Regions from separate parts of the Homo sapiens genome. Here region 1 is linked to region 2. The links are chromatin loops, found by intact Hi-C in ENCODE. Cell type or tissue: psoas muscle. All regions are shown on one strand. Region 1 overlaps DYNC1LI2 (dynein cytoplasmic 1 light intermediate chain 2). Region 2 holds the start of TERB1 (telomere repeat binding bouquet formation protein 1).

What was found. Peaks named below come from ENCODE experiments on the same cell type or tissue, not always from the same donor. Only the 100,000 strongest peaks of a DNase experiment are listed, where the experiment ranks them.
Region 1: a loop joins it to region 2, with 2.0 times the contacts of the local background. A loop is called at or near these places in 3 of 110 quality-filtered maps.

What each region holds. Positions count from the first base shown.
Region 1 is chr16:66,731,482-66,733,981 of GRCh38, reverse strand. It overlaps DYNC1LI2 (dynein cytoplasmic 1 light intermediate chain 2), which reads left to right. Exons shown (of 13, transcript NM_006141.3): 7 at 1,508-1,643. Among named protein-coding and RNA genes, the nearest start is that of DYNC1LI2, 19 kb to the left of the region's middle. In psoas muscle, no CTCF peak of the experiment used is centred here; no DNase peak of the experiment used is centred here.
Region 2 is chr16:66,801,065-66,803,564 of GRCh38, reverse strand. It overlaps TERB1 (telomere repeat binding bouquet formation protein 1), which reads left to right and starts at 1,981. Exons shown (of 19, transcript NM_001136505.2): 1 at 1,981-2,097. NAE1 (NEDD8 activating enzyme E1 subunit 1) reads left to right here. Exons shown (of 20, transcript NM_003905.4): 20 at 447-687. The coding sequence ends at 556. In psoas muscle, no CTCF peak of the experiment used is centred here; no DNase peak of the experiment used is centred here.

The sequences.
Region 1 (2,500 bases), 70 kb after region 2:
ACCACTTTGGCCAGGCTAGTCTCAAATTCCTGACCTCAAGTGATCACCTACCTCAGCCTCCGAAAGTGCTGGGATTATAGCTGTTAGCTACTGCGCTCGGCGTATTTTTTAATTTTTTTTCTGAGACAGAGTCTGCTCTGTCACCCAGGCTGGAGTACAGTGGTGCAGTCTTAGCTCTTGTGCTCCTGGGTTCAAGCAATCCTCCTCCCTCAGCCTCCTGAGTACCTGGGACAACAGGTGTGCGCCACCACTTCCAGATTTTTGTTTGTTTGTTTTGAGACAGAGCTTCACTCTTGTCGTCCAGGCTGGAGTACAGTGGCATGATCTCGGCTCACTGCAACCTCCACCTCCTATGTTCAAGCGACCCTCCTGCCTCAGCCTCCCAAGTAGCTGGGATTACAGGCATGAGCCACCACACCCGGCTAGTTTTTGTATTTTTAGTAGAGAACAGGGTTTCACCATGTTGGCCAGGCTAGTCTCGAACTCCTGACCTCATGTGATCCACCCACCTCGGCCCCCTCAAAGTTCTGGGATTACAGGCGCGAGCCACCATGCCTGGCCATCTGGATAATTTTTGTATTTTTAGTAGAGACGGTTTCAGCATGTTGGCCAGGCTATTCTCGAATTCCTGACCTCAAGTAATCTGCCCTCCTTGGCCTCCCAAAGTGGTGGGATTACAGGCGTGAGCCACTGTGTCTGCCCACTTTTAATTAATGCTATACATTTGATAAGCTTTCCTATTAAGAATTTAATGTGATCATTTTATCATCAAATTACTTTTATCATACTGTCTTAGAAATATTTTTAAACTTTGCTTTTATGTAGAAAAGGTCAATTACCAAACAGGGTATTGTTTTATAGGCTACTGGTGTTTCCCATATGTTTATGTTTTGTGCTGTCCATGATAGAGAGGTGGTGTCTGTAGTCTTTTGAGTCCTGTTAACTATAAAAAGCCAATAGCAGTTGGTGCCGTGGTTCCACACCCTGGGGTGGAGGTGAGAGATGAGTTCCTGCCATCTTTTTTGGGATGGCCCATTAGCCTGTTGGCACCCATCCCTCAAAAGATGGGTTTAATGATAAATTTGGTCGCATGTAGGCATCTGTCTGGGAAGGAATCTGTGTACCTTGATACTCTGAGAGTGTTTTCCTGGGCTAACCTCAGAGCCAATACTTTACTTCTCAGGAAGTAATCTGTGGGATCAAGACAACAATTTACACGTTAAAAAATAAACTCTACAGCCCACTAGCATCAACATAGCTTTATGCTTTTGACTTCATTCATCTGCTACTATGACCTTTTTACTTTTTTATTTATTTATTTATTTTTACCAGTGTGCAGTATGCCTATGTAATACTATAAGCGTTTTAGTTTTTAAAATTGTAATGCTTTCTGTTGCTCATATATTGATCAAAAACTGATCAACCTATGAGTAGTACTTTGAGGTTGTATGTGTTCGATTTTGTCTCCTCCTGCAGTGAATTGATTTTTCTTGAGCAGATTGATTAGATGGAGCTGCCTTGATTTACACATCAGTGAAAGAAGAGAAAAACCTCGACTTGTTGTATAAGTATATTGTTCATAAAACATACGGTTTCCACTTCACCACACCTGCCTTAGTTGTGGAAAAGGATGCCGTTTTTATGTGAGTTATTTTGAGCTGATGCTTTGAAACTCTTCTTTTTAAAGTACATTTGCTTTTTACATTTTACCCCTTCAAGGAAGGTGCCTTCTGTCTGTGTCTTCTACAGCCAGCTCTCTCACTGCACCTTCTCTCTGTTCCTTTCCGGATTATGAGGCATCTGCCTGAGGGAAGTGGGTGGTGTGGTCAGGGGTGCTGCCTTTCTTCCTCGAGAGCAAGTTGCCAAAACCTAAGCCAGCCATTTTTGGCACTCACTGTCAACTCTGGTAAAATACTGGCTGGGGAGGGAATATAGGGAATTGTGCTTGGGGGATCCTGAATGTCTTCTATTAAAGCGCCTGCTTTATCTGTGTGTTGGCAGGGATGACTGCAAACATCCTCTCGGCATCTCTGTCAGCATGGGCTTTCGCTATATTAAGTGCTTACTGTGCTTCTGGCATTTCACATTTTGGGAGCCACCGGGATTGATTGTCCTCGATAGAGACTTGGATACCTGTTTTCCTAAGCTGGTGTCTTTCTCTCACTGGAGAATCATAGTGTTGCTGGATGCATAAATATGAAGCTGTGGTCTCTGACAAGACTTGTGTTAGCAGATTGATGTTCAGGCTTCAGTATCCTCCTGACTTAACAAACAATTACATTATTCATTCAGGAAACCTTATTCAGCACCCACTAGGTGCTCAGGTTCTCTGCAAAGGACACAGAAATGAATGATACGTGTTCCTTGCATATGGCACTGTCTAGAGGGGACATACACAGCTGAAGAAGGGAAGGGCAGTGATGGGGTTATGGAGGAAGTATGGCAGGGAAAGCAGGAGGGTGATGCTGGAAGACAAATGGTAGATCCCAGGCGGACTGGA
Region 2 (2,500 bases):
GAGGAATCTTCAGGTTATAGAAGATGCACAAGTTTTTTTCTTAGTAGTTTTTTTGTTTTGAGTAAATATAGCGGTCTGGCGATATTTAATATAGATCCTTCCTAAATTACAAATGCATTCAGAACAAATATACCTTTCTCCTTTTTTATTATAAAACAGATACAAGGTAAAATTCAAATGCAGCAGTAGGGTGTCCTTTGAGAATCTTTTATGCCTGTGTGTATCCTTTAAAGTTTGGTCAACCACACTACTGTTTAGATTTCCTTTAATAACAAAAAGAATTATAGGCTTTTATGTTGATATGACTCAGTAAGCTAACTGCATCTGTTTTGGGTCACTTTAAAACACCTTTGCTTTTGAAAAGGAAAAGTTTCTTTACAGAATTGAGTATGTAACTCTTGAAGTTTACTCTTTCAAAGATTTGCTTTTCTCCTTTTTCCTTTCAGGAGCTGCTGCTCAAGAGGTCATCAAAATAATCACCAAACAATTTGTAATTTTTAATAATACTTACATTTACAGTGGCATGTCACAAACTTCAGCAACTTTCCAGTTGTAGAGTAAGCAAGCACCTTAAGTAGTGTGTTAATGATTGAAACTGTAATTGCCTTCGGGTTGTGCTTTAGTCTGTAAAATTCTAAAGGAGAGCTGCTAAATTGTTTTCTTAATAAACATTTTTCTCATTTGTAATAATGTAGTCTTGTTCTTTGTGGGGAGGGGAAAGGAGACAGTCATTTTCCTAGAAAATGAATCCTATCCATTTCTCACTGAGCATCAATATTGGCTTGCTATTTCAAAGTTACTTGTCATAGATTATCCTTGTGTTTTATTAGAGATAATTAAAAATTTTTTTTCTTACCATCTTCAATAATGAATTTAAGCCATGTGCAGATGTTAGCTATGGACATTTTAGGACCATCATCATTTGTTAAAATGAATAGAATTTAAAAAGATATTTCTGGATATGTAGTTTTCCCAGAAAACAAGACCATCCCCTTGTATGTAGTATTATCTTAATTAACTTGAGTTTTGGCTGCCTAACCTACTTCTTGAAATTTTATGGGGTCATTCTACTCATATTATATATACTCTTAAATTTAATCACATGGGACTAATAGCATTCACCAGCATATTAGAGGGCAAAAAAAAAAAGGAAGTAGTAGATGCAAACAGAGTGGAAATCCAGAATCCAGAAGTGGGGGCAGTTCCCGGTTTTGGGCTTGATGTATTAATACTTAGGGCTGAGGAACGTGGTCCGTGGTGCATGACTCTTAGTAGCTAAGGCCCCTAATCTGCTGCAACTGTCTCTGAGGCCAGCGTCTCTTAAGTGAGAACCTGTTAGATTTGCTAGGGTACCTCACAGGGACTTGGTTTTCCAGACGCTAATGTGTCAGCCATTCTTTGGCTGTTCTTCACTGTATCGGGGACCTTCCCCTCGCCTTCATCGCCTAGCAGTCCCATGGGCTGCATTTTACGGCAGAGGCGGCAAGGGACAGGCCTTGGCCCCACTCTGATCCTTTGGTCCAGGCGCGGAGAAGTCCTCCTGGACTGAACTCCGGAAGCCCCCTGGTGAGGTGGAGGCCTGGCTGCCCCTGTGGGGCTGTGGTGACGATTAGCGAGGTGCCCAACAAAAGGGAGAACACACAGCACAGATGCCAGGTGGAGGGGAGGTTGGGGCTTCGCCGTCCTGTGCTTCGCGGCCACCGTCCCATAGCCAGGCCTCGTCAACCGCGTGCACAGTCCCCTAATTTTGGGGCTAATGCTCGTCTGAGGTAAAAACCCTAAAAACCGGGGGCGGTGAGATTTCTCTTTCAAATTGTAGCTTTTTAAAAAATCTTGCGGCCGGGACACCGACCACCCCATTGCCCTTGGCAACCTAGGGCACCCGCGGAAGCGTAAGACACCTTGCAGGGGCGGCGGGGCTGCCGGCCGGAAGTCCCGCCCACGGACGTGAGCCTGGTCGGCTGGGCGGGAAACCCTGTCGTGCGTCGTGGCAGGTGAGCGGTGATGAAGAAAGGGCGGAAGCTCCCGCTTGAGGGTAGACGCCACGGCCTCCGCTCCCGCGCGTTGTTGTCCTGCCTTACCGCGCTTGGAAACTCTGTATGTTGGCGCCTGTGTAAGGCGGGTTGGGCCGGCCAGGATGTCTTACCGCCCCGTCAGGCCCTTAGCCCACGTGAGAAGGGTCGAGTTGGGGGGACGGGGCCTTTATGAGCAGGTGCCAGGCCCCGGCTGTAGTCCCCACAGCCCTTGGCGGGAAGAGACAGTCATCACGTGATGCACCATTTAGAGACGTGTAAAGCCTGGCAGTATTCCCCCCTATTTCACTTCTGACTCCCCAGGCGCCTCCCCAGGTGACTTTGATGTGTGGAGAGGGTGGGACCCACCGGTGAGGTCGTTTCCCAGGGCCAGGGCCGGGCCGCATGTCACACAGCACCTGAGCGGGGAGGGCCTGCTGAGGGTGCTGATGGCTCACGAGTGGCCCGCGCGGCTAACCAGTGTCCTG